7 separate regions of the Homo sapiens genome follow, and regions 1, 3, 4, 5, 6 and 7 are each linked to region 2. A link is a loop called in an ENCODE intact Hi-C map of the cell type or tissue named here. Cell type or tissue: endothelial cell of umbilical vein. All regions are shown on one strand.

What was found. Hi-C counts contacts between places; a loop is a spot of excess contacts. Peaks named below come from ENCODE experiments on the same cell type or tissue, not always from the same donor. Only the 100,000 strongest peaks of a DNase experiment are listed, where the experiment ranks them.
Region 1: a loop joins it to region 2, with 7 times the contacts of the local background. A loop is called at or near these places in 2 of 110 quality-filtered maps.
Region 3: it touches region 2 in a loop (6-fold over the local background); 3 of 110 quality-filtered maps call a loop at or near these places.
Region 4: it touches region 2 in a loop (4-fold over the local background); 2 of 110 quality-filtered maps call a loop at or near these places.
Region 5: a loop joins it to region 2, with 5 times the contacts of the local background. A loop is called at or near these places in 105 of 110 quality-filtered maps.
Region 6: a loop joins it to region 2, with 9 times the contacts of the local background. A loop is called at or near these places in 105 of 110 quality-filtered maps.
Region 7: it touches region 2 in a loop (5-fold over the local background); 7 of 110 quality-filtered maps call a loop at or near these places.

Annotation. Positions count from the first base shown.
Region 1 is chr6:150,978,954-150,982,953 of GRCh38, reverse strand. All of the region lies in intron 20 of MTHFD1L (methylenetetrahydrofolate dehydrogenase (NADP+ dependent) 1 like), which reads right to left. Among named protein-coding and RNA genes, the nearest start is that of MTHFD1L, 120 kb to the right of the region's middle. In endothelial cell of umbilical vein, no CTCF peak of the experiment used is centred here; a DNase peak (open chromatin) is centred at 1,643; H3K27ac peaks cover 2,654 bases.
Region 2 is chr6:151,322,465-151,326,464 of GRCh38, reverse strand. The region is part of intron 3 of AKAP12 (A-kinase anchoring protein 12); the gene reads right to left. Among named protein-coding and RNA genes, the nearest start is that of ZBTB2, 67 kb to the left of the region's middle. RefSeq lists a silencer at 1,946-2,146. In endothelial cell of umbilical vein, a CTCF peak has its summit at 2,039 (motif pointing right); DNase peaks (open chromatin) are centred at 294, 984 and 2,114; H3K4me3 peaks cover 1,403 bases; H3K27ac peaks cover 2,903 bases.
Region 3 is chr6:151,042,797-151,046,796 of GRCh38, reverse strand. The region is part of intron 26 of MTHFD1L (methylenetetrahydrofolate dehydrogenase (NADP+ dependent) 1 like); the gene reads right to left. Among named protein-coding and RNA genes, the nearest start is that of MIR12131, 58 kb to the left of the region's middle. In endothelial cell of umbilical vein, no CTCF peak of the experiment used is centred here; DNase peaks (open chromatin) are centred at 886 and 1,826; H3K27ac peaks cover 3,934 bases.
Region 4 is chr6:151,140,233-151,144,232 of GRCh38, reverse strand. All of the region lies in intron 1 of LOC124901432 (a long non-coding RNA gene), which reads left to right. Among named protein-coding and RNA genes, the nearest start is that of MIR12131, 40 kb to the right of the region's middle. In endothelial cell of umbilical vein, no CTCF peak of the experiment used is centred here; a DNase peak (open chromatin) is centred at 2,352; H3K27ac peaks cover 934 bases.
Region 5 is chr6:151,002,710-151,006,709 of GRCh38, reverse strand. The region is part of intron 20 of MTHFD1L (methylenetetrahydrofolate dehydrogenase (NADP+ dependent) 1 like); the gene reads right to left. Among named protein-coding and RNA genes, the nearest start is that of MIR12131, 98 kb to the left of the region's middle. In endothelial cell of umbilical vein, no CTCF peak of the experiment used is centred here; a DNase peak (open chromatin) is centred at 2,019; H3K27ac peaks cover 3,789 bases.
Region 6 is chr6:151,012,354-151,016,353 of GRCh38, reverse strand. It overlaps MTHFD1L (methylenetetrahydrofolate dehydrogenase (NADP+ dependent) 1 like), which reads right to left. Exons shown (of 28, transcript NM_015440.5): 22 at 2,534-2,575; 23 at 1,374-1,474; 24 at 661-838. Among named protein-coding and RNA genes, the nearest start is that of MIR12131, 88 kb to the left of the region's middle. In endothelial cell of umbilical vein, a CTCF peak has its summit at 1,824 (motif pointing left); DNase peaks (open chromatin) are centred at 1,813 and 3,813; H3K27ac peaks cover 2,780 bases.
Region 7 is chr6:151,057,977-151,061,976 of GRCh38, reverse strand. The region is part of intron 26 of MTHFD1L (methylenetetrahydrofolate dehydrogenase (NADP+ dependent) 1 like); the gene reads right to left. Among named protein-coding and RNA genes, the nearest start is that of MIR12131, 43 kb to the left of the region's middle. RefSeq lists a cis regulatory region at 379 and enhancers at 295-464, 712-1,911. In endothelial cell of umbilical vein, no CTCF peak of the experiment used is centred here; DNase peaks (open chromatin) are centred at 1,666 and 2,216; H3K27ac peaks cover 4,000 bases.

The sequences.
Region 1 (4,000 bases), 340 kb after region 2:
CCAAGGTGGGTGGATCACCTGAGGTCAGGAGTTTGAAACCAACCTGGTCAACTTGGCGAAACCCCATCTCTACTAAAAATACAAAACTTAGCCACGTGTGATGGTGTGCACCTGTAAGCCCAGCTACTTGGGAGGCTGAGGCAGGAGAATTGCTTGAACCTGGGAGGTGGAGGTTGCAATGAGCTGAGATCATGCCACTGCACGCCAGCCTGGGCAACAGAGAGAGACTCTGTCTCAAGAAAAAAAAAAAAAAGAAGTGTCAGGACAAACGTGGAGAGGTCAGAAATCTCACACACACAATTGGTAGTGATATAAATTGGTATTACGTTGCAGAACAATTTGGCTTTATCTATTAAGTTGTTGCTAAGCGTACTTTTAACCCCCCAAATCTCACTCCTGTATATAGTCCCTAGAAGACCTTTTAGACTAAATCTCAGAGACATGGACAAGAATGTCCCCCGTAGCATTATTTGTAACAGCAGAACACTGGAAGCAATCTGAAAGCCCCTTGACAAATAATGCACAAATGCACGTGCTACATGCACGCACAGAAGGCTAAACTGCAGGCAAAATGAGGCTTTTTGGATCACAGTGACATAGAGAAATGCAAAACTGTTATGTTGCACAAAAATATCAAGTTATAGAGCAGGGGTTGGCCAGTATGGCTAGCAGGACAAATCCAGGTGCCTCTGGGTTTTGTATATGGTCTACATCTTTTTTTTTTTACATGTTAAATTATTAAGTTTTTAAAAATTATTTATCCTTTTAAAAAGTGTTCTCTTTCTTTCTTTTCTTTCTTTCTCTTTTAAAAAGTATTATCTCTCTCTCTCCCCCTCTCCCTCTCTCTCTCTCTTTCTTTCAAGACAGGGTTTCACCATGTTGTCCATAGTAGCTTACCAAGTAGCTAGGTGTGATCATAGCTTGCTGCAGCCTTAAACTTTTGGACTCAAGTGATCTTCCCACCTCAGCCTCCCGAGTAGCTGGAACTACAGGCATGTGCCACCAAACCTGGCTAATTAAAAATTTTTTTTATAGAGATGGGATCTTGCTATGTTGCCCAGTCTGGTCTTGAACCCCTGGGCTCAAGCAATCCTCCCACCTTGGCCTCCAAAAGCAGTGGAATTACAGGCATGAGCCACTGTGCCTGGCCACCTTTTAAAATGTTGCCAACAATATCAGAAGAGTATTATTACACGTGAAAATTATATGAAATTCAAATGTTAGGAACCAATAATAACATCTGTTGGAACACAGCCAGACTCATTCCTAAACATGGACTAGTTTATGAATTCATGCTTTACCTATGGCTGCTTTCTAAATTGAGTACTTGGGACAGAGACTCTGTGACCCAAACTATTTATGATCTTGCCATTTACAGAAAAAGTGCAGTGACCTCATTAGAGAACAATGCAGTCAGTTAATATCTATTAATATATAAAATTTGAAAACACATAAAAAATACCAAGAAAAGCCGCACATCTGTGATTCTAATGTGCAATGAGGTGCCGTGAGGCATTGCAGCAAACTCAGAGGCACCGTGGGGTATTTTAAATTTTTGACGGAAACGCGGTAATACAGGACATCCGTTGGACACTGCAAATACTACTCATGTGAGGTTTTTCACTGCTTCAACAATAGTGCTCTACATCCCTTTCCATGACATCATATATTTGCAAAGCAAAGTTTTTGGCAGGTACCGCAGCAAAATGCAAAAATCGTGTGAAAATCAACGTGGAACAGGAAATGAGGTGCGGGTGTCAACTGGTTACAAAGGGTCAGAAGTTGTCTGGTGCCTGACAAGGACACACATCTCATTCATAACATATGGTGGTAATTTAAAAATGAAATGATGTTATTTTTTCCTTCGAATTCATATGTATTTTTTTTTCAGGTGGCCACTTAGTTGTAAGGACATAAATACTCATTAAGTTGTTTGGACCTATTTAATAAATGGACATGTTAGGTATTTCTCTTGCCCGGGCGGTACCATGAAAAAAATTGCTGGGCCATTAATGGTCACGAGCAGAGAAAGTCTGAGAACCTCCGCTACAGATCTCTAGTGTACATATATGTGTGTGGTCAAAGTAGAAACACACACCCGGAAACGATAATCACTCAAATCAGGAGAGAAGCAGAAAAAAGAACGGGATCAGGAGGGTCCACGGGAACTTCAACTGTGTCTCTAATATCTGATTTCTTCTCTTCTCTCTTTTCTTTTCTTTCTTTCTTTTTTTTTTTTTTTTAGAGACAGGGTCTCACTCTGTTGCCCAGGAGAATTAAACTGCTGGGCATAATTGATCCTCCTGCCTCAGACTCCCAAGTAGCTAGGACTATAGGCATGCGCCACCATGCCCAGCTAAACGTATCTCTTTAAAAAAACAAAAAAACTAAAGGACACACAGCGACATGTTAAGATTTTGATGAAACAGAGTGGTGGGAACATGGGTGTTTGTAACATTACTTTGCATACTTTCCTGTTTAGTGTATATGAAGAACATTTTGCTTTTTCATTTGTTTTCAAAGGACAGAGGAGCAGCTTGAAAGAGGGCTACTTTACACAAAAGCGTGGAAAGAGAAAGGGGAGGTAGGACAAGGGCCGAACAGACAGCGAGGGGACGAATGAGCTTCGGCACCAAGCCACACAGGAGAAATGAGAGCTCTGGAGATGACACAAAACAACCCTCCCTTAGAGTTAAGCCTTCCTGAAGACAGGGGCTGAAAAACACGACCTGTGATTAGCAGTTTCCTGAGTTCGCACATGACCTTCAGCCAGAGTCTCTAATAAGCCAGCACTTCTCAACCTTGATTTAATTATGAATAAATTTACTAAAGACAAAAAACCTGGAAGCATCATAATAACAAAAGTGGAGCCCAGGCTGAGATCAGTGTTTTTAAATAATGTAAACAGGGCAAGGTCTGGGAGAATTACAGCTTAGAGCTGCAGGATCACTTGACGTCAGATTTTTTTTTTTTTTTAAAGGTGGATGAAATCATGAGAATGTTTAGTTTGGTCTGGTTTTCTTCTACCAAAATGATGGAATATTTAGAATTTCAGGGCAATAAAAGTGGAAAGAGAGAACAAGCCACTAGCTGGGTATAGCCACCAGCAGAGTCCTCTGAAGGCCAAGAAGACTGATTATAAAACTGTCCCCTAGGCTGGGTGCAGTGGTGCACAGCTATAATCTCTACACTTTGGGAGGCAGGGGTGAGTGGATCGCCTGAGGTCAGGAATTTGAGACTAGCCTGGCTAACATGGAGAAACTCCATCTCTACTAAAAATACAAAACTAGCCGGGCATGGTGGTGCGTGCCTGTAATCCCAGCTACTTGGGAGGCTAAGGCAGTAGAATCGCTTGAACCCGGGAGGCGGAGGTTGCAGTGAGCCAAGATCGTGCCACTGAACTCAAGCCTAGGAGACAGAGTGAGACTCCGTCTCAAAAAAGGAAAATAAAAAAATTAAAAAACTGTCCCCCAAAAATACAGGTTGAGAGGTAGAGCAAGGAAACAGTGGGACTCGATAAGGTCATCTTCAATCAGTAACCTACTTGGGAGGAAGAAATGTTAAAGTAGAACACAGAAAAGAAAAAAAGGACCAAAAAGGACCACCACTGTTGGCGCACATTACGATATATTGGTACAATATAGTTATATTGGTACTTCCTGTAACTGTGACCATCTGCTGTAGACAGCTCACCCAAAATTCTTCTTATTTTTTTGAGACAGAGTTTTGCTCTTGTTGCCCAGGCTGGAGTGCGATGGCACAATCTCAGCTCACTGCAGCCTCTGCCTCCCAGGTTCAAGCGATTCTCCTGCCTCACCCTCCCAAGTAGCTGGGATTACAGGGCCCACAACCACGCTCGGCTAATTTTGTATTTTCAGCAGAGACAGGGTTTCACCATGTTGGTCAGGCTAGTCTCGAACTCCTGACCTCAAGTGATCCACCCACCTCGGCCTCCCAAAGTGCTAGGATTACAGGAGTGAGCCACTGCGCCCAGCTAAAA
Region 2 (4,000 bases):
CTTCCTAGCCACCGATTTTATAATAACTATGGCTTTATTAAAACCACCACTTAAAGCAGAGCTTAAATGTTAGTCCCCTAAACCACCAAGTGTACCTTTATTCAAAGTTCCTAGTAAACAAGTCAAAATGCAAACACTTGTAATTTGCCCAGAAGAGGAATGTATTCTGTCTATGACTACGGCAAGAGATTAAGCTTTCACAGCTTATTTTCAAATTCACACAAATCTGACATATTTCTATTCAGTCGGCTGCTGTTGTTCCTCTCCACATCCCTCTCTCCCTAAGGGGAAGGGTACAACCCCGAACAAAATATACTAAAGGTCTCCCATAGGCACAGTCAAGAAGATTCCAGCTCAGCCAAAAATGAAACACTGAGGTTGTCTGATTCTTGCTGAGCCCAAGGGAGAATGTTCTTCTGAAGAAAAACTCAGTACACGGAGAGAAATAAATGCCAATAACGGTCCCGCCACTGACCTCCCGGGCTCCCCACCAAACGCTCATTCAACGGAAGAAAGCCCCTTTTCGTGCCCCGTGCCTGCCGTCCAGGGAGGACAAAAGCGACCTGGCTTGTGCCTTACCTGTGATGGTGATGGTCCCCAGCATATTTTAAGTAGCACTACTGTACAGGAGATCAGCTTAGCGGGTCCCTGCCCTCCCCGGCAGACGCCTAGTCTCCTGCCTGCCAACCGCAGGTGGTTTCGGCGGGATCAGAGCGGACTGAGCGCCCAGACACTCCCGGAGGATGGGGGAGAACCGGAGGTGCCCTCGGAGCTGCCGCAGCGAAAAGCAGAGCGCGGATGCATTTCCCCAGATAATTATAGGCGGACCCCCACCCACGCCCCCACCCAGCCACCCACACGCGGGCTGGCGCTGGCCCCTCCCTTGCTGAGCTCCAGGACTTCGGGAGCGCAAACTTCCCCGCCCGGGCCGCACAAGCAGGGGGTCACGTGCTTCACCTTAAAGCCCTCCCCCGAGCTGGGCTCTGTGAGTGGTCAGCGGGTTCTGCAGAGTCCCGGGAGGGTTTAAAGGGTGCTGGGCATGAGTTCGATGCTGGAGCCGGCGCATTGGATCTAAACGGTTACTTCATTCCTGGCACCGATTTACTAATACTTCTGTATCTCAGCTTTTTAAGTCATTTCAAGGAAATAGCCACACAGACAGTAAATTCTCCCTCCATTTTAAAGACTGCATTCTGCATCCTTATGTTTGTTTAAAGGTTGGTGTGGTGCCAACACCTCCCTTCTTGGCATCTGTAGCATTTGATATTTTCACCATCTGTGTCTTACGCATACACACACGTTGCACTGCTCTGAAGACTGGCAACTCTCAGTAGTGCTGTTTCCTAAACTCTTTGAGAAGGGCTCTCAGAAGTGAACTTGTTCCTTCTAACAAGTGCTGTCTTCAACACTTGACCAAGGCAACTTTTCAAAAGCAGACTTGAGCATGGGGTCTTTTTCTAAATGGCAGAAGTTAGCTAACTTTTTAGATCAAACTATGCCATGTTCCAATTTTTAGACACTATCATATCTCTAACATGCAAGCACACAACTCGGAAATCAAAGCCTATGTTAAAAGTTCAGAAGATTTCAGGCAGCCCTAGAATACTTCAATTCTTTCTCATTGAAGCTTCAGGTTTGTTCTTTGTAAAGACACGAGTGACGAATGAGTTGGTGTGGTCTCACAATTTTAATACACTTTTTTTGTACTCCAATTTTTTGTTAGGGTGGGTCCGTTAGGTCCCCTGGGTTTGTTCCCTTCTTTCATCCTTTCCCTATTTATCACTTCATGCCTTGCCTGCCTGACCCATTAACACCAGCTCTTCCCCTACACAAACAAAAAGGAAAGTTTTACTATTGCACTTCTCTTCAGAGAATGAAGATCTTGTTCATTATTGCTTGGGGCAGGGAGGAGGGAGGGGAGCCTCGGCGTAGACCACAGTGGGCACAGCAAAGAGAAGGGTGGGCGAGGAACAGGAGAATCAGGGAAAAATGGAAGTCCAGGAGAGCTGGCTGGCATGGCACGTAGTTGCACTTTTTGGGCACCAGGGGGCGCGATGCACCACACTCGGGCCCAGAGTGAGCAACGTGAAAACCGCTTCCTTGCTGGTAACCAGACCTTGTTACAAAAATCAGCTTCAGCCTCTCCAAAAGCCTGGCTTCCGTTTCACATCCTGGCAAATACCCGGCCTGGCGGGAACAGGGAATGATGGGCCTTGTCCTGACTCAGTGAGATATTGCCTGGAAGCTGACTCCCAGACCCAGCCACTGAGCTGCTTCCCAACCTTTTTTCTCTAGAGAAGTCTCAACTCTATTTCACAAATTGCTCCAATTTTAATAATGAGGCTGGTGTGTGTGAAATGCTGCTGGTACTGACCATCCTTCTGGAGTCCACAGAGCCAAGGGGGCAGGGCAACTTGGCCATTCCTCTCCTCCCAATCCCAGCCCCAGAGTGTCCTGGCTGTGCAAATCATGGATAAAGACGACTTGGGATGTTGCATCAGGGTCTACATTAATAAGTCCCTTCCCCAGAGATGTCCCAGGAGCCGTGGGTGATCTGGGATCTGAGGGCTTGGTTCTGCATCATTTCTCAGCACCAGTGGTTGGGGACAACACAAGGCTATCATCTGGTGCCACTTCTGAAATCGAGTCTGCCCTTGCAGAGCAGAATGAATCTCCAGCTCCTCTCCTTTCTATCAGTCCAAATTCTAACACTGGGACAAGCAACAGCTATTCCACTGAGCTGGATAGGAAGAAAAAGAAAAACACACAAAATGTCACTAGTTACACATTTAATACCCTAAACAACATTTTCAAAGGTCACTGTACTGCTGTTCAGTTTTGGCACTGAAACATTTCTTTTTATGACATTCATGAAGACGCTAACACATCTGATTTGATTTTTTTTTTTTTTGAGATGGAGTCTCGCTCTTGTCACCCAGGCTGGGGTGCAATGACGCGATCTCGGCTCATTGCAACCTCTGACCCCCGGGTTCAAGTGATTCTCCTGCCTCAGCCTCCCAAAAGTAGCTGGGATTACAGGCGCATGCCACCATGCTCGGCTAATTTTTGTATTTTTAGTGGAGACGGGGTTTCACCGTGTTGGCCAGGCTGGTCTTGAACTCCTGACCTCAGGTGATCCACCCGCCTCGGCCTCCCAAAGCGCTGGGACTACAGGCATGAGCCACTGCGTCCGGCCTGATTTGATATTCTTAAAGAGGCAATTAAAATCACAAGGCAGAGCAATAGATCATGTGGCAAGTTGTAGACTCTCTCAGCCAATGGGTCTCCTTTGATCTCTACCTCTAAGAATGATCAAGGACAGGGTGCACGGCCCAGCTGCCCAGCGAGCCTCTGTGTGTCTGCATTTACAAAGAAAAGTCATCAATTAGGATAAAAGCAGGAGTAAAGATGAGACCTAAGGTCACTGTCCAATGCAGGAGACTTTCTTTTATCATTTCCATTCTCTGTTTTTGTTAAATTAGGATTTTTAGAGGAAGACATCACCACCCAAAGCAAGAATTATAGGAAACATTTTGCTGTATAATACATAGATGGATGATAGAAAACGTGTTTTCCCAAATCAGAATGGTTCACTCAACAAATATTTACCAAGTTGTTGCTCCATATTTATTACGCAAAACACCCAGGGATCTAAATGAGATACTATCCCTGGCCTCGGGAGCTCAGTCATGGATGGTGCACACACCCAGTGGCAGGAGTGGGTGGTGGACACGCCCAGTGGCGGGAGTGGGTGGTGGACACGCCCAGTGGCGGGAGTGGGCAGCTCTAGTTTGGCTCACCTCTGAGGTAGCCTTGGAGCTGGTCTCTGAAGGGATGAGGGGACACTCCCTACCTGGGGCACAAAGGAAGGCGGTCCATAGGGACAGACGAGCATGGGCAGAGGCAGAGATGCCAAGAGCAGGACATTTGGGCAATCATGAGTGGGTTCCTCACAGCTATGAGGTTCGGAGTTTACTTAGGGAGGTCCGGGAGTTGGGGG
Region 3 (4,000 bases), 280 kb after region 2:
TGGTTTGCATTCATTTTATTTCCCTTGCATATATTGCTTAGCTGCTTCTGATTATACGCCTCTTAGCCATGGCTGGGATAGAAAAGTGTAATAAGAGAAAAGTGTAACTAAGAGACATAGAAGAAAGAGCAATTCCATGAGCACCAGATACTTTTATGGGTGCCTTTTGGAAGCTCTAAATTGAGATGTATCTTTGTTGTCAATTTATGCTATGAATCCATACGAAAAATGGGGGGAAGAAAACAAGTAGGCTGTAGATGAAAGTGGAAGAAAAATGAGTCTATATATATATATATATATATATATATATATATATATATATATACACACACACATATTATATATATATATATATTACCAGTTGTATGAAAGTATATGAGTCAACATCTCATCAATACCTAGAAAAAATAATAGATCAATATGCTGATTTTAGGGGTGGACACAAAAGTGTTATAAGCATCTTTTATCTTTTCTTTTTTTCCCTCCTTGACTCTGAAGAGAAACACCATTTTTCTATGTATGCAAAGAGTAAAAAATCAGAACTAATACACAGGGATTAATAGCAGTGAATTACAAACTCAACTCAGTGGTATAGTACCTGGCAACATTATTACTCAGCATATTTCCCTGGCTGAGGCTGATTTCATTTAAAGTAGTTTTATACTTGTGCTAAAAATAAGTGCATATCACACTAGGGGAGAGAAGATCCTCTACACAAATGGATTGGACCTAGATAACCTTATGTACCAGAGAGGAAAACATCATTCTCATGAGTCACAAAGCTTTCTTCTTCTTGTCAATATGATAAACAGTTTCTGGAAATTGAGAACGACGCTGGTTACTTTCCTTCCTCCTGAACACACCACACTGAGGAGACAGGGATGACTCCTTCCCTATGGGACAGACACACACGTAGCTTTCCCTGGGTTGTGGAGGAAGGCACGGCCACAATACCATCAGCAGCCTGCGGCAGGGACCTCACGATGAGAGGAAGCAGTGGATGCCTGGGCCAGGGAAATGCATATTTGGGAGAAAGCAGGAAATTCTGATGTAGAGATAGGGAAGAACCCTGGGGAAAAGGACTCATGCTGGGAGGGGAGGAGGAAACCACCAGGATCCCAGGATGGGAGACAAAGGACACAGGGACACAAACAAAGTGAGGCCAGATGGAGAGGACAGGCTCATGGGGAGGGCAAGCTCACCGGCAGAGCATGAGCCAAACCTGGCTTATTTCACACTCATCAGAGAGATTGCACAGATGGGGCCAAACCAGGACCCAGGAGCATTGGAGAGACGAGGGCCATTTCAAAGACTTTTGTAAAATAAGCTCAAGGTTTCTTTGTTTATTTGTGGGTGTGGGAGTGGAAAAGTAGTAGGGAAAGTGGAGAGAGGGGGAAAAAGGGATGTGTGATTTTGCAGGCAAGATGCTCCCTGCGGAGGTCCTGGCGGACCTGCTGGGGGGAGTGGCGTTCTGCACGCTCTCACATCATGGGGAGCGCATGACTACATTACTGCTTACACATCTCCAAGTGCAGCTTGGCGGGGGGGTGAATGTTTAATTGTCTCATTGTAACTGGCCGTAAATCTCTGGAAAATGTGAAGGGTCATGCATTTGATTTAAACCTATGAGGGCTGAATGAATTCTCCTCCATGCCTAACCGAGTGAAGCAAGCGTATAACCAACCGTGCATCCCTAAGTAGGGCCGGTACAAAGGGGAGGAAACACCTCCCCACTGAGTTCACAAATAACTTCATCACTGACCTGAATCAGATCCAGCAGGAAACGAAACACTGAGTACATACTTTTACAGTAGAGGGAGGGGGACGGAAAACAAACCGAGCTGAACTGAAACGTGAGAAAGAGCAGAATGGCAGTGAGTCCACGGGCCGGGGCCGCAGCTTTCTTTTTTCATGGCCCTCAGTCCAGTAACCCCACCCAGCATTTGTAGCGGGTGACATCACTGATGCCCCAAACACGCTCCAGCAGTTTCCTGCTTTCCAGAGTCCAGCCAAGCGATGATGTCAGTGGTGCACCTGGGTAAAGATGTGGCAGGGCCGGGTCACAGGGAGTGGGGACAAAGGCCAACCCAGTTAAATAAACTGCTGGTCTTCTAGGGCCTGGTCCCTGGGCAGGTTTCCACCATGAGATAGGTACAGCCCAGGCCAATCCCGACAGGAGGAAAAAAGCATGTAGTTGGCCGGGCGCAGTGGCTCACTCCTGTAATCCCAGCACTTTGGGAGGCTGAGGCAGGTGAATCACGAGGTCAGGAGTTTGAGACCAGCCTGAACAACATAGTGAAATGCCATCTCTATTAAAAATACAAAAAACTAGCGGGGCGTAGTGGCGGCCACCTGTAATCCCAGCTACTCGGGAGGCTGAGGCAGGAGAATCGCTTGAAACCCGGAGATGGAGGTTGCAGTGAGTCGAGATTGCGCCACTGCACTCCAGCCCAGGTGACAGAGTGAGACTCTGTCTCAAAAAAAAGAAAAAAAAAAAAAAAGAATGTACCCATGCGGTGCCTCCTGTCACCCTCTGCCCAGAAAGGGCAGAGGGGCCAAAGTGAAGGAGTTACAGGAAGACAGAGGGAAGGAAACGGCACAGAGATAACCACATGGGGGGCAGGCCCTAAGCTGCTGGGACCTCCACAGTGTATCCCTTTCCTCCGATTGGGAGAAGGAAGCACCAGTCGTCTTTCTCCACAGTGCCAGGAGCCACCCTGCCCCCAGAGGTGCCCTACATGGCACTGACTACCATCTAAATGCTTCTGGATAGTTTCATTCCTTGTAGATGATATTCCAAATATTATCAGTTGTATTTCTCCACAATTACAATTCCAGTTTTGGGGTTTCTTTTTCCTCATTAAATTTGAAAACCCAATTCCAGTTTTAAAGCTTGACCCTTTTCTTAAAAGTTTAACTTCTCTTTTTATTCAGGCTTCCCACTCAACCCTCAAACTGACTCTGAGGGTGGCCTGGCTATCTAATTTACAAAACCGGCCAGGCTGTCTAACCCCTAGATTCCAGCCCAGAGTGTTGCCACAAATTGCTGTCAAGACACGCCTCTATGTCCCATGTTTGCCAGTGACAAAAGGGTGCGTATTCTAAGTTCTTCAAGTCTCTCTCACTGCCTCAATGCGAAGTCAATGGAAAACAGTCAAATACATCAAAAATTAACTTCCAATGGATTCTACTATGAATTCCAACTTGGTCGGACACCTCTCCAGGCCAACTGTTATGAAAATGCATTGTTGTTTTAAAAAACACTGTGAGAGATGGCCGGGCGCAGTGGCTTACTTGAGGTCAGGAGTTTGAGACCAGCCTGGCCAACATGGTGAGACCCCAGTCTCTTTGAAAAATACAAAAAATGAGCCAGATGTGGTGGCATATACCTGTAGTCCCAGCTACTTGGGAGGCTGAGGCAGGAGTATCACTTGAACCTGGAAGGCGGAGGTTGCAGTGAGCCGAGATCATGCTACTGCACTCCAGCCTGGGCGACAGAGCAATACTCTGTCTCAAAAAAAAAAAAAAAAAAAAAAAAGAGAAAACACTGTGAGAAGAAAGAAGTCAATTATCCCCTCTCCAACTCCCAACACAGTAAGCAAGAAGGGCCCAGGAACAAATGAACAGGGAAAAACAATCTTGCATTTGCTTAGTGGAATGTGGGGTTTGCACACATTAGTCAGAGCTAGACAAATCATACTGAATACACTTCTTATGGAAACGTTCTAGCTCTTATGGCCTTTCTTTGCTGTCCCAACTTTTGAGGTGCGAAAACACAGCAACACAGCCAGGACCGGCCAGGTGATGGCATGGAGCCCGCTCCCACAGGCTGCGTGTGTGTTCTCACTCTCTTGCAACTGGCCTGAGTTAAGCATTCTCCCCAAGCACTTGCAGTTTATCATCGCCCTATTTACTGTATTTTCATGTTATAAAAGTGATATACGCCCAATGTAGTAATTTGATCTATATGGAAAAAGAGAAGAAAAAAAGCTACTCATAA
Region 4 (4,000 bases), 180 kb after region 2:
TGTCAGTGTACATGAAAGCTACCTGCCAACAGGTATCTTCCTTGTGCTCGCTGGTAGGTTAGAAAATGGGCCCTTTCCTGAAAACCCTGATGCCAGGAGATGTTCCAAGTGTCGTTGCTTGATGACGGTGACTCAGCTGGCCTTCTCTTTCCTGCCCAAACTCACAACAGTTCTAAGTTTGGTCCTTTTTTCTTTCTCTCTTTCTTTCTTCCTTTTTCTTTTCCTTCCTTCCTTTTCTTTCTATCTTTTCTACTCTCTTCTCTCTCTATTTTTCCCTCTCTTTCTCTGTTTTCTTCCTTTCTTCTGTCTTTCCTTTTCTTTTTTTTGAGACAGGATCTCAATCTGTCACCCAGACTGGAGTACGGTGGCACGATTACGGCTCACTGCAGCCTTGACCTACTTGGCTCAAGCAATCTGCCCACCTCAGCTTCCCAAAGTGCTGGGATTACAGGCATGAGCCACCACATCCAGCCCCTCTCTCTTTCTTTCTCTTTCTTTTTCTCTCTCTTTATTTCCTTCTTTTTTCAGAATGAACCTTTAGGAATCAGGAGACATGAATTCTGTTTGCAGCTTGGCTGCAAGCTTGCTGGGGGTGGAGGTCAGGCAGGGGCTGATGTCAATTCACAGCCTGCACAGGACGCAGGGGGCCCTTTACGAAAAGAATGTGATGGGACATCCTGCACGGGTAGGACACTCCTGGATTTTAACTTCCTGCCCCACAGCCCAATGCCCTCTGTTCCCAGCAGAGTCCTGGCTTTGCTGGCTCCTTCTTCCTGCCGTCCTTTCCTCTACTGCCTGTTCTTTCTCTATCTCTGCACAAGCCTTGAATATGAGGGCAGCCCTGGATGCTTTTATGAAGGTGGTGATTAGTTTTTGTGTGTGTGTGGTTTTTTGTTTCGTTTTTTTGGAGGGGGGACAGTGTCTCACTCTGTTGCCCAGGCTGGAGTGCAGTGGCACAATCATGGCTCACTGCAACCTCCATCTCCTCGGTTCAAGGGATTCTCCTGCCTCAGCCTCCTATGTAGCTGGGACTAAAGGCACACACCATCATGCCCAGCTAATTTTTGTATTTTTCGTAGAGACAGGGTTTCACCATGTTGGCCCGGTTGGTCTTGAACTCCTGGCCTCAAGCAATCCACCCACCTCGCCCTCCCAAAGTGCTGGCATTACAGGCATGAGCCACCTTGCCTGGCCTGGTGATTAGTTATAGTTCTTACTTTATTTTCTCTCCCCACTCCCAGGAGCAGATGTCCTCCTCTGCCCCTGGATACTCAGAGCAGACTCTGTGGGGCCTGCGGGCCTGTCCCTCAGCAGACACAGCATTGGAGCAGAGCTGCTATGCCCCCCTCCTCCTACCTCATTCAGGCACCTGTTAGCTTGGTGATGTTTCAGTCTGTGGTTTCCATACTTTGGAGCGCATGAAAATGATCTGGGTGGCTTGTTAACCCTACAGTTTCCGCAGCTTCTCCTCTAGAGAGTCTGACTGAGTTAGGGTGACTGTCCATTTTATGAAACCCCAAGTGATTCTGACGCAGAACCCCTGAAGCCGGGTGTGGGCAGTTACATATGTGCACAACTGGACTCTGATTATTCCTCCTCTTCCCAGGTCAAATCTACATTCTATTGATCTTATCATCTTTTTTTTTTCTGAGATGGAGTCTCGTTTTATCGCCCAGGCTGGAGTGCAGTGGCAGGATCTTGGCTCACTGCAGCTCCGCCTCCCGGGTTCACACCATTCTCCTGCCTCAGCCTCCCGAGTAGCTGGGACTACAGGCGCCCGCCACCACACCCGGCTAATTTTTTGTATTTTTAGTAGAGATGGTGTTTCACCATGTTAGCCAGAATGGTCTCAATCTCCTGACCTCGTGATCCACCGGCCTCGGCCTCCCAAAGTGCTGGGATTACAGGCATGAACCACCGCGCCTGGCCTATCTTATTATCTTAACATTCCTCTACATTTGCAATGCAAGTGGTTGGATGAAGTTCAAGTCCTTAGTCTATATATATATACATATATATATGTATATATATGGTACATATTACATAAATATAAATAGGATGTCTGCATAATTGATTGGGATGCTCTAGTGAGTAATGGGAGACTATTAATAGCTATGCCAAAATGTAGGGCGTGGCCTGGCCCACCTGGACCCTGTCTGTATACAAACCCTCTGTGATCTGGCCTCCTTCCCTTCCCAGCCTCCACTGAAGGCACTCCTCCTGGGGCCATTCCTGGGACTACTGTAGATTCCAGCCTCCCCGCACTACTGGAAATTCCTTTAATCCTCCCACGCACACGCCCAGATTGTCTTAGGCTGTCCTGCCCCGTGTTCCCATAGGGCAATGCTATACACACCCACTGTGGCTTTATTTTTCTGTAATTATTTGCTTACTAGTCTCTTTCTTCTCCCAGTAGGCCGGAAGCTCCTTTAGGACAGGAACTAGATTACATTCTTTGCTATATTTAGAGCCTAACAGACTAGGAGGCTAAAGCAATCACTCAACAAAAGTTTGTTCTCATAAAACAAGGTACATGAAACCATTAAATACTCACCAAGGTTCATTCAAGAAATACTTACTGAGCACCCACTACCCGATACCCTGCTTAGTCCTGGGCATGCAGATAAAGAAGGTCCTGGTCCTCTGGGAGCTCTCTTTTCAGGCCTGAGTTACTCTTATCAAAGGTGTTTGCATTTAAAAGGAGAATGTCTATGCGCAGTGATGCCGTGATTGGAATCTCTCCAGCTTTGGCTTCTAGAGGGAAAGAAGAGACTGAATGGCTTTAGATAACTTTCATGTATTAAACTCTTTTTGTATGTTGGCAAAACAAAAATGGCTACAACAGCAAAAAAGGCAAGAGTTGGACAAAAGCAACATAGCCTTGCAGCTAAGCATGCCGCCTCTGCTGCCTGCCTGCCTGGCAGCAAGTCTGGGCCCTGCCATATTTTTCACAAGTGACTTAATCTTTCTGGGCTTCAGTTTTTGCATCTATAATATGGGGATGATGATGGTAACTTCTTCCTTGGGGATCATGTGAGTATTAAATGAGTAACTGTGCCCGGCACATAGTAAGTGCTCAATAAATATTACTGCCACTAGATGCGATGGTCCAAAGACTACATCTTTATCTGGTTCCTGCAGGGTCCCAAGCATGTAGAGTAGACTCCCCTTGGGTCGGCTTCAGGGGAGCCTCTGAAGCACCGTGTGTAGGCCAATCCCCTGTCTCTGTGATTTGGGCTGTTGTAGAGAAACATCTGTAGCCTTAGGACCAGCTGGGAACAGCTTTAGGTTTGGATAATGGCCATTTTCAAGTTTTCTCCCAACCAGAGCAATTTTGGCACTGAACTTGGGACAAAACCAATAGGAATACATCAGGGATTACAGGAATCCCTGTAATCAACAGGAATAAATCAACTTATTTCTGTTAAGAACAATCCCTCAAATCAACAGGAATATAGGGGGAGCTGGCATGGTGGGGAGAGTAACACCGAGAATGAAGACCCTCTTCACGTGGCATTTTTCAAAGATTAAAGAAACCTGTTTTTAAAATTTCTTTTGGGGCACCAATATTACATGCCAATCACTGTCAATCAACAATTATTAATTAACTCATAGTGCTTTGTACACATTTCTTCTTTCACACAGAGGGCAATAATAACTTTGACAGTAGAAACTCCCTTTAGTGGACAGGCTAAGTAGGGAATCCTGTTGTGTGAGCCGAATGTGCCCAAATGCCCTTGTTTTCTATTACTTGGGTTTAATTAAACCTAGATCTCTCTTATTAGGAAGAAACTTTAAAGTCGGAGCAGCGTATTCACCAAGTACAACGTGAGGGCTGGTGGAGAAAGGCAGATGAGAGGCCATGAGCATCTTTAGGGTGTGTTTCTGACTTCAAAAATCTCCTAGGTGTGGGGGCCTCCCTTGCCCTGGGCTCCTCCCTGGTCTCCCTGCCCGCAAGTAGCAATGGTCAGTGTGAAAAGGACCGTGCATCCACCTGTTT
Region 5 (4,000 bases), 320 kb after region 2:
TCTATCTCCAAACCAAATAAAAAGAGAGTAGCAGAAAAGCACATCTAAAAACACTTGGACACAAATATATTAATGAAAAGTTTCATTTATAACCATTGAATGCCCTTGAAAAATTGCAAGCTCAAATTCCCTTCAAAAACCTAGCTCCTCCCCCCTTCAATGCGCCCGTGTAGTCACCATGTTCTCCTGTCTTCAGTGGTTCCTGCTTCCCTAAAGTGCCTTAATATAAAAGTCAAGGCCACCCTTGTGTAAACTTCCTTCCCCTACCTTCATCTTCCTTCACACTCCCTGCCTCAGACTTCGTGCCTCTGTAATATCAAGCTTCCGGCACAGCCCACATACTCTATGTTACTTGTTGTCACCTCCAGACCTCTTTTCCCATGTGGAACATTCCTCTCTCCCCTCTCTGCCTCTTTAACCCGCTGTCCAAGACTCAGCTTGGATGTGCCATTTCCTGGAAGCTTGTCCTGATGCTTTCGGGCAAAGTTGGCTACTCCTCCCGCCCATCCCACCCTCCCGGCCCTGTGGTGTGCTCCCTTGCAGGGCCCTCATCTGTCACCACATGCAGCATCCTAAGTACACTGACGTGCCGTCTCCCACATGGAGGGCGGGACCACGCCTTATTCATCTGGTAGCTCCACTTCCTAACGCAGTACCTGGCACAAGCAGGTCAATGAAAAAACAGGATGGGACTTGGGAGCCAGTGATGTCAAGGCCACACTTCAATGGAAATAGACACATAAAATAGCATTACATAGAAGTACAAATATGTTCTTAGTCCTCCCTATCATACTTCCCTTTTTTTCTTACAATACTACAATGGTTTTACTGAAAGGCATAAATGTCATATCCGATAAAGATATGACCATCTAAAACATCTACACAGGCTAGCTAAGCTTAATTTCATATTTTAATTTACTTATTCATTTATTTTTGAAACGGAGTTTCACTCTTGTCGCCCAGGCTGGAGTGCAATGGCACGATCACAGCTCACTGCAACCTCCGTCTCCTGGGTTCAATTGATTCTCCCACCTCAGTCTCCCGAGTAGCTGGGATCACAGGCACCCGCCATCATGCCCGGCTAATTTTTGTATTGATGGGGTTTCACCATGTTTTATTTTTAAAAAGAGACCAATTGGAAACAAAAAAGTAGTAATAAAGAGAACTCTAGCTAGGGGACGAAAACAACATGCAGAAGTAAAGGTTCGAGGAGTTTGGCTTCCAAATGCAAAGGAAATAGACGAAGAATGGGAAGAAAATAAAAGAAAGTGCCAAATTCTCTCAGTTTGAAAACTGTCCTGAAATGCTGCATGTAATCACTTTTATGTCGTTTGTATTCAAATATCAGGCTGCCAAGGAAACAGAACATGGAAAAGGTATGCTGATGTGTAATCAGTAATTATGAAAGTAAAAACTACTTTAATAAGGTGCCACCAATTACTACGAACTTGGACACTGTGGAGTGCTGTGTATCTGTGCCTTAGGGGGCCTTGATATGAAGACCCATCTCGTGAGAAGGGGACAAACCACTCTTATAGGAAGGTTCCATTTCCTAGGTACTTCTTGGGAACTGCCAACATATATAACCTATAGGTTAGGTTTTCTTAGTGACTTGAAATGAGCAATTTATTCCCTTATCATATTTGCAGTTCTTAACAAAGCTTAAAAGAGATACAGGCCAAATAATTATTTAATGTTAAATTCAATATAGACTTGTTCTTAAGTCATGAAGCAAGTCCACATAGTAGGATTTAGCTTTGCTGAAAGGCATATCACGTAGACTTCTGAAAGCTGCATATTTAATAAGGCTTGTAATAAATTGTTTGCACAAGCCATAAGAATTATTTGTCTTGGCAATCTCTTTCCCTTTTGTTACAGCTATTCAACTTACAATATGAATGAAAACAGGAAACGCTGACTAATACTCTTATTGTGCAAGCACAGAAGCTGCTAGATAGTGATTCTATAGCATGGTTTGATTCAAACTTAAACCCGTAATCAGCTGAGAAAGGAAGGGTCAGTGGGTCTGAGTTGGGAAGGGACAATTTGGGTAAATACTGCTAGCAACCTGTACAGGAAACAGAGCTCTGGGTTCAGATGGAGAGTCAAAACAATTCTGGAAAGCCAGGCAGCTGCCTTTCCATGATCATCCACGGGTGCGGCCAGAGTTGTGTTGTAAAAATTAAGCAGAAACAATGATAACGGCAGAAACGAGAACACCAGAACAACACAACATTCCTGGCAGGCAAATGTAGTATCCATGATATTCTTCAGGGAGGGAGAGACGATTTCTACATCTTAAGTTATTCTGTATGTCCCCACCTTACTGCACACATTAAAGAAAGCTGCAGCGATAATTAGGACTTGGATTTTTTTGTTTGTTTTGAGATGGAGTCTCATTCTGTTGCCCAGGCTGGAGTGCAGTGGTGTGATCTTGGCTCACTGCAACCTCCGCCTCCCACGTTCAAGTGATTCTTCTGCCTCAGCCTCCCAAGTAACTGGGATTACAGGAGCGTGATTTTTGTATTTAGTAGAGACAGGATTTCACCATGTTGGCCAGGCTGGTCTCGAACTCCTGACCTCAAATGATCTGCCCGTCTCAGCCTCCCAAAGTGCTGGGATTACAGGCGTGAGTCCTGGCCAGGACTCAGATTTTAAAGTAATCACCAATCTCTCTCTCTCTTTTTTTTTTTTTTTTTTTAAAAAAAAGCATTAACATCCTCACTTCATTAGAAGGCCCTTTAAAATATGGGTTCATAAAACCCTACAGCTATGTGGGAACTGTATGGACAATGTACTCTAACTTTCTCCTGTGCACCAGGCCAGTTACTTTCTGGAGATAATGACACAAAGCCCAGTGTGGTGCCCCCGGTCCCTCTGATGCCCAGCCCAGGGTTCTGTCTGCTACATATGGCATTCTCCTCAAAAACATCATTAAACACTCACATCACAGAATTCAAGAACAACCTTTCTTTCTTCTCATTCAATAATTACTGAACCCCTACGATTGTGCCTAGTGTCTTGCCTAGTGTTTACACACAATCATCTGTGTGCCAGTGTCTTCATTTAGTGGAGAAACAGCCACAGGCACATTTTTAACATGACAAAGATGGGAAAGATTAATTCATCACCTAGTGAAAAAGAACGTCTTTCTGACCTTTCCCCCCTTTTTTTTTGGATATGGAGTTTCACTCTTTTTGCCCAGGCTGGAATGCAATGGTGCGATCTCGGCTTACTGCAACCTCCGCCCTCCAGGTTCGAGCGATTCTCCTGCCTCAGCCTCCCGAGTAGGTGGGACTACAGGCACCCACCACCACGCTCGGCTAATTTTTGTATTTTTTGTAGAGTCAGGGTTTCACCATGTTGGTCGGGCTGGTCTCGAACTTCTGACCTCAGGTGATCCGCCCACCTCGGCCTCCCAAAGTGTTGGGATTACAGGCGTGAGCCACGGCGCCCGGCCAACTTTTCTGTTTTTAATGTGTTTTTTGTTGTTGTTGTTGTTTTTCTTGAATTCTGTTTGGTACTTTCAAAATTGTGCTTATTTACCTGGATCCAGGTAAATTTGAATTCAGTTCTGTGCCACACTGATTTTTGGATGTTCTCATGCTTTAGTGCATTCACAGAACCCATTTCTGCAGAATCACAAATCCTAAGTACAGTTCAGCCCTTCTCGACTGGAGGCGGTTCTGCCTATTCCGCTCCCCACCTGGACACTTAGCAATGCCTGGAGACATTTTTGATTGTTGTAAATGGCATCTAGCAAGGATGCTGCTAAATATCCTATAATGCACAGGACAGCTGGGACCCTCCCCCCGCCAACAAGGAATAATCCACCCAAGGTCTCCATAGCACTGAGGCGCCGACAGCTTGCAGTGGCTCACGCAGGAGGAAGGAGCCTGGCGCTTTCTAGACGCCTCCTCTGAGAATATTACGAATGCACTACATGCTAGGCAGAAAGATTGTGCAAGATCATTATGCTAATCGTTGTAACCCTGTGCAC
Region 6 (4,000 bases), 310 kb after region 2:
CTGTCTCAAAAAAAAAAAAGAGAAATGAACAAGGAAAATACCTCCCATGGTTTCCCAATCCTCACGAAATTGCTCTTGTTCCTGTGCAACTCCTGAAAGCGTCAGCTGTCAAATCCTGTTCGCTAAAGTACCTCCTCACTTAGGACTGCGATTTGGGAGTCTTCAAAAGCACAGGCTTTGGGACAAGGAGCTAGGGTCTGTACTTGGAAATGTGACTTTGTCATATGGCTTAAACTCTTCTACCTTTTTGTTTGTTTGTTTGAGACAGGGTCTCACTCTGTCGCCCAGGCTGGAGTGCAGTGGTGTGATCTCGATCTTGGCTCACTGCAGCCTCCACCTCCTGGGTTCAAGCAATTCTCCCACCTCAGCCTCCCGAGTAGCTGGGACTATAGGTGCACGCCACCATGCCCACCTAATTTTTGTATTTTTAGTAGAGATGGGGTTTCTCTATGTTGGCCAGGCTGGTCTCGAACTCCTGACCTCAAGTGATCTGCCCGCCCTAGCCTCCCAAAGTGTTGGGATTACAGGCGTGAGCCACTGCACCGGGCCTAAACTCTTCTATCTTTAGTTTTCTTATCTGTAGGGTTGTGGTGACAACAGAATGGGACAACCCATGCTAAGGTGTAAGAAATGTGAGCCATTGTTTTTACTAGATCTTACCTGAACATCATACAGGAACTGGAATCGGCTTCTTTTACTCGCAGCCTCTCTCACAGCCCGAGCCAAGTCCACCGATCCTTTTCCACCAACGGACCAGTGATAGCAGGGGACTGCATCAAAGGCACCAGCCCGCTTTGCAAGCTCACACACCAAGTCAATCTCAGCGCGGGTGTCGGTCCTAGTGAAGAAAATGTTTGTGGTTTTGCATCTGTATCCATTTAGCTATGTTTTCAAAGAAAGACTCACCATTTATACAGAACTTCGCTCCCTAACACTGAATACATTTTAAACATCAAAAGTGGTCACATCGTGTTTAAATAAATCAGACTTAAAGCATGGAAAAAAAAAGTCCTCTCTAAAGTGACTCAAATATTTCAAGTCGTTAAGGGTGTTATCAAGAAAATTCCATAACATATCCCTTTGATCATTCACAGTTTGTTTCAGACAAAAATGCTGGGTAGAATTAAAAAAAAAAAAAAAAAAAAAAGCCAAGGAGATAGTAACTCACTATATATAAATTTCACTTCCTTAATAACATTGTGAGAACACATTTGCTAAAATGAAACCAAACCAAATAAACAAACAGAAAGAACTGGGTATTTCTGTATACTTTTAGATGAAGCACAGAAAGACCAAATACCCCAAGACACAAATATCGTTCACAGGGTGGCCTAGTGATAATGCCCACATTTAAAGGAGGAGGCTGGACTTACTTGAAGACATTCAGAGCCACCACAACGGGAACCCCAAAGAGCTGAGTGATCTGAATTTGCTTCTGGAGGTTACAGCAGCCGTCTGCCACCAGCTGGATGTTCTGTAAAAAAGAAAAAAGCAAAACCCAGACCCCTGTGTATTGTCTCCCACCAAACCTGCCAAGCTAAACTGCCAGCACCTCTCTGGCAGGATTTGCTACATCTTTTTTCACTTTTTCCTCCAAGAAAGATGGCTGCAAGAATAAAGAGGTTCGTCTTCAAAATAATTTCTAAAATGATTCTGGATCCAATGGCATATGGGTGGGTCTGAAGCCTGGCAGCTCACCCTGCTGAGGACAGGCTGCAGGGTCTATGCAATGCGCCCATGCTCTGCAGGTTGAGGCCTGACAGGCACAAGGCCCCAGGTGGGTGAGGAGCTCTGACCAGGTATTCCTGGCTCAGATCCCTGGCGCCACCTGTAGGAGCTAAGAGGTACTGCTGCCAGCAAATCAAAGTCTATTTACAGAAAAGAGTAAGCCACTCCTGTAAATCATAAAGCCAACTGTATATAGACCTTCCATGACAAAAGAATACAGAAGTGTAAGCTTCATATTTGTTTCTGACCTGGAGACCTTGAGTTCCTGCTCTGATGGCTACCCTGGGAGTACACAATAGTAGACAAAGCCTATATCCATCTTTTCTTGATATTTAAGAGTTAACTGAATGAATTTTATCCTTTCATCCCATCCATTTCCTCTCGGATTCTTAGAACGGCACTTTTCTTTTCTTTTTTTTGAGACAGAGTCTCACTCTGTCGTCCAGGCTGGAGTACAGTGGTGCGATCGCAGCTCACTGCAACCTCTGCCTCCCAGGTTCAAGCGATTCTCATGCTGGGACTACAGGCGTGAGCCACCATGCCCAGCTAATTTTTGTATTTTTAGTAGAGATGAGGTTTTGCCATGTTGGCCATGGGTTTTGCCTGGCTGGTCTTGAACTCCTGGCCTCATGTGATCCGGTCGCCTTGGCCTCCCAAAGTGCTGAAATTACAGGTGTGAGTCACTGCGCCCGGACAGAACAGCACTTTTCTAAGAGGCCACTGAAGGAGGGCTCATTCACTGAAAGCCAACGAGTCACTGGATTTAAGAGATTCTTCACATAAGCATCTAAACAGCTCCTCTTACCTCCTCTGTATATTCTTTCTTAAGAGGAACACCAGCCGTTACCTGAAATAAGGAGAGAAAACATGAAGAATAATCCTATAAAAATGCTTACACAACCGATCTGAAAGAAAGAACAACATAATCACATTCAATTTTTAGAAATGTACCTCTATGTTTTGTGCTTTTAAAACAGTAGCTGGCAGCACTGGCTAAACCTAAACTCCTGCGGGAAGCTTTTAGAAAACACTGATCCCTGGGCTCCACCCAGACCAATGAAAGCAGAAGTTCTGGGAGGGGAACCTGGGATCAGTAATGTTTAAAATCTCCCTGGATGATTCTAATTTGAGCCAATGGAACAGTATGAAACTTCTCAAACATTGGTTCAAATTAGAACATAAAACTAATAATATGTTTAATACTTGATTTATACAGAGTACATCACCATTCGAAATCATTTTACGGTAATTGCCATAAAGTTCTGTTGTCCAGGCTGGAGGGCAGTGGCACAATCACAGCTCACTGCGGTCTCAAACTCCTGGGCTCAAGTGATCCTCCTGCCTCAGCCTCCCCAGTAGCTAGGAATACAGGTGTGTACCACCACACCCAGATAATTTTTTATTATTTTGTAGAGACGAGGTCTTGCTATCTTCCCCAGGCTGGTCTCGAACTCTTGGGCTCAAGCAGTCCTCCCACCTCGGCCTCTCAAAGTGCTGGCATTACAGGGTGAAACACTGTGCCTGGCCTTGTGGTTAATCTTATGTGTCAACTTTGCTGGGGCCATAGGGTGTCCAGTATTTGTTCAAACATTATTTTGCGTGTTTCTGTGAGGGTGTCTATGATGAAATTGATATGGAAATCAGCAGCCTCTGAGTAGGCAAGTTGTCCTACATAATGTGGGTGGGTCTCAACTGACCAGTCAAAGGCCTTTTTGAGTACAACAAAAAGACTGGCCTCCCCTGAGAGCAGGAGAATTCTCCAGCAGACTGCTGCCTTCAGACTGCATTAGCACCACTGCCTCTCCTGGGTCTTCAGCTTGCCAGCCCACAGTGCAGATTTTGGACTTGCCAGCTTCTGTAATCATGTGACCCAATTCCTTACAATAAATATCTTTCTCTATATATACACACATCCTTATTGGTTCTATGTGTGAAGAATGCTGATTCATACAATGGTTAGTTTAAAGATCTAATTGTGAAAGAATCTGTGGATCCCAAAGCATAGCACAATATTAGTTATTGGATTGCACTGGGAATGGCCGAGCACTCTGGGGGACAGGATGTGAGTTTAAAATGACTGAGGGCAAATTTAAAATGGGCAAATTCAAGGGCCACAAGATTTTCCACTGTACAAATTATGGAAAAAAAACAAGCTGAATAAACATAAGAGGCAGCCATGGTTATTTGTGTAATGATCAAAAGGAAGTCGATCCCAGCGCAGTATTTGTAGCAAAAAAGAAAAAAGAAAACAGAAGTAGAAATGAATAATCAT
Region 7 (4,000 bases), 260 kb after region 2:
TTACAAGGGCCTGATTTATAACCTAAATGCCATTTTGTTCTTTTATGAACAATGCCTGACTTTGTCATTTTGTGAGGCAGTCTGGTATGATGGAAGGAGTAACAGACTTGAAATAGAAAAATGTGCAACCAAGCCACATCGCTGGGGACTCAGTTTTCTCATTTTTATAATGTGAAGAACTAGATGGTCTCTATGGTGGTTTAAAGGAATACAGGGTTAGACTTTCTCTCTAGAAGACCTGGTTTTAATGACCCTTTGAGGGGCTAATGACTCCAGAAACTTTCATTGATAGCACAGATGTCTCCAGTGAACCTCAGACTCAATACGGAACTGTGCAGTGGACATCTTCACTGTAAATTACAACAAATGCTTCAGATCCAACATGTTAGTAACCAAATCCACTACTGTGTAGGAAAGAAATAATGTAGCAGGCCTGAGTCTGAGAACTTGGATTGTGGGAGGGTTTCAACTATCCTCTAACTGACAAGAGGGGCTCACTGTGCCTAAATTTCACAAACAAAATGGTCTATGCTGAACATTTGCTTTTGTTCTGAGAGACTGAAATTTGGTACGTGACCATTACCCAATAAAAACCTTGGGGACTGAGTCTCTAATGAGCCTCTTCTGCAGACAATATTTCAGGTGTCGTCATAGTTCAATGCTGGAGGAACTAAGTGTATCTTGTGTGACTCTATGGGGAGAGTACTCTGGAAGCTTGCGCCTGAGCTCCCCTGGACTTGACCCCACGTGCTGTTTCCTTTTGCTAATTTTGCTTTGTATCCTTGTGCTGTAATAAATCATGGTCTTAGGGGCTCCCAACACAACTATCTTCCGCCTAAAATTGTTTCTAGGTTCTTTATTGCTTATCTAAACAAATGACAACCCCAGTCATTAAGCGAACAAGTCAGAAATCTGAGAGCCATTTCTGCATTCCCTCTTCCCCGCTCCTGTTCATTGAGTTTAGTTCATTCTAGTTCGGTAATTGCTCTCATTCCCATCCCCTGCCTACACCTCAGGTTAGGCCCTGGGTATTTCTTGCCTACTACTTTCTAAATAGGTCTTCATGACTAATTTCTCCGTTTTCCACTCCACCTTCCAGACTGCTGCCTGAGTGATCTCTCTGAAACATGAATGTAATTATGATATTGCTGTACTTAAAATCCCCAGGTCCTGACTCCTAAGCTTGACGCTCAAGGCCTCACAAGACCTGGGTCTTGCTTTCCTGCCCAGTGTCACAGCTCATTCCAAATCTCCTGTTTCCTCCCCATGCAGTGGCCATGGTAAAGGCTTACAGCAATGTTCTCTCCTGCCTTCATGCTGCGGACTTGCTGCCTCCTTGTCCCTCGACCCCTGGTGAGTCTGTTCTCGTCCTTCATGATCCGGCTTAGGTAACCCCATTCCTGGCCTGACTTCCCTATCCCTGCCAGCCCCCCATGGCATCTGCTCCCTGGCTCCTGGAGCAGGGGGCTCCCTCTGTCCCAGACGTCAGCTCTTTCAGCTGTCTCTATATTTAACTTGTGTGCCTCTCTAGCCTGTGAACTCTGCAAGTGCAAGGTCCAGGCCTATGTTGTTGTTGTTTGTTCTTCTAATGGCCTAGTACCCAGCACTCCTCAATAAATATTAAATGAGTGAATCAGAAATGAGGCATTTGCGTGGTTGCACAGTGATGCATCCATTAAGCTAGAATGGCCTAATGAATCATCTCCGTTCATCTGAGGATTGTGTACCAAAAGGGAGAAGGTTAGTCACTTACAAGGAGAGAACTCTAGCACCTGGACTCTCCTGGTAAGAACAATAAAATCTCATTCTTCAGGGCTCCCTTTTCTGAATTCCACATGGTCCTATACCTTCTGGCGTCCCTATTCCAGCCCAAGGCAATGCAATTATTTACTATGTAAACGTTAACTGAGTTGTTTATGGCAGGGTTGCTTCCCACAAATGCAGTGCTGTTCATCTTAGAGATGTCCTCTTGCTGACCTTGGCCTGCACTGCCCTTCCCTTAAATCCCAATATCCTTGCTCAAGTCTCTCTTGTACCCGCCCTACATTAGAGGAAGGGCTTGAGTCTGGAACCAGGCAAAGCCAAAACCCACTGAAAGCATCAACTCGCTCGTAAATAAAGCGGGCGACTCCCTAGTGCATGGTGTAAGACACCGAGTTAGAGCCTTCCCTTACCATCCCGTAACTGAGCAGCACAGACCCACCGTGCAGAGAGCACAGCCACCCTCCAGACTGTGGGTAGGAAATGCAGCATCATTTCCACTTTCGAAACTGCTCTGGGAAACGCCAGTCTCCGGGCAGCTTGATTAGCAAGAATACTTCATATCACAAAGAGTGTTAGGAACAAAACTTATTTAACAAAATGGTAAGAGCAGAGCCTCAATACTGTGGGAAGGACCTGATGGCTTTTAGAGCATTTTACTCCTTTGGTAGTTCTCATTTCTCACCAAAAAAGAACATTTTCAAATTTTATATTCTGATTTTATAAAAACAACAATCATGGCCAGGTGCGGTGGCTCGTATCTGTAATCCCAGCACTTTGGGAGGCTGAGGTGAGCGGATCACCTGAGGTCAGGAGTTCGAGAGCAGCCTGGCCAACATGGCAAAACCCCAACTCTACTAATACAAAAATTAGCTGTGCGTGGTGGCGCAGGCAGGAAAATCGCTTGAACCCAGGAGGCGAAGGTTGCAGTGAGCCGAGATCATGCCACTGCATCCCAGCCTGGGGAAAAGAGTGAGACTGCATCTAAAACAACCACCACAACCACCACCACCACCACCACCACCACCAGTTTAGAACTGTAGCAGCCTGGAGCTAAAAGGCCCTGGAGAACATCATCCCACCTCAGGGGGAAGGGAGCCACTCTGTGGCCAGGGCAGGACTTTGGGCCCAGAGAGCCCGACTCCTTCAGCGCGCTTACCACTGCTCCAGCCTGCCCCTCACTGAGGCACTGCCTCAACTTTGATTAAAAAACCAACACATTTCCTTTAGAAGCTCTGTGGGCCAGGTGCGGTGGCTCACGCCTGTACTCCCAGCACTTTGGAAGCTGACACGGGGTGATCACCTGAGGTCAGGAGTTCAAGACCAGCCTGGCCAATATGGTGAAACCCCGTCTCTATTAAAAATACAAAAAAAATTAGCCTGGCGTGGCGGCACATGCCTGTAATACTGATGAGATGCTATTAAATAAGTTAAAACAGTAAAAAACAACCCTTTGGTCCATACCACAGGGGTCCCTGACTGATGTGCACGTGTCCACAAGACTCACATGGCCAGGCCAGGCCAAGCCACTCAGGCAGGGGCAGGAGTCCTTGAAAAGGAGGGTGGCGTGGGCCCTCCTGAGCCATGGCTGTCCCTTGTCACAGAGGCAAATTACACAGACTCCCATAAATAACAGTCTTCACCATACAGCTCCACCTCGGGGGTTAAATGGGTTTCTGTAGGCTAATTGCCGTCTCTCATACTGAAAATCTGCAAATGTATATGGAATTAATTCTGGCTGGCTGTCAGCCAGTAGGTCATCCTTCAAAGCAAGCAAAACACATTTCTGTACAGTGTACCCACAGCTTTCTGAAAGATCAGAAATGCAGCCTTTGCCAGGACAAATGCCAAAAACGGATGTGACAGAGCCCGAGCATCAGTGCTCCCACGCCACCTCCTCCACTCAGAGCCCCGGCACGGCCCCAGCTGGCCCTGACCCACCCAGAGGGTCTTGCTGTACTAGATACTCCTCTTTCTTATCTCTCTGTTGAGAAGCTATTTATATTTCATTAGAATGTCAGTGCAATAAACCAGCTTAAGCTCTTGCTAGGTATGGAAATGAGCAAGAGAAAAGGCAAAGCTTAAGCCCTCCATGGATAAGCCACAGGTTCTCTGAATAGCAGTAAAAATAAGGCCTCCAGCTGGGCATGGTGGCTTATGCCTGAAATCCTAGCACTTTGGGAGGTGGTGGCAGGCAGATAATGTGCGGTCAGGAGTTTGAGACCAGTCTGGCCAATAT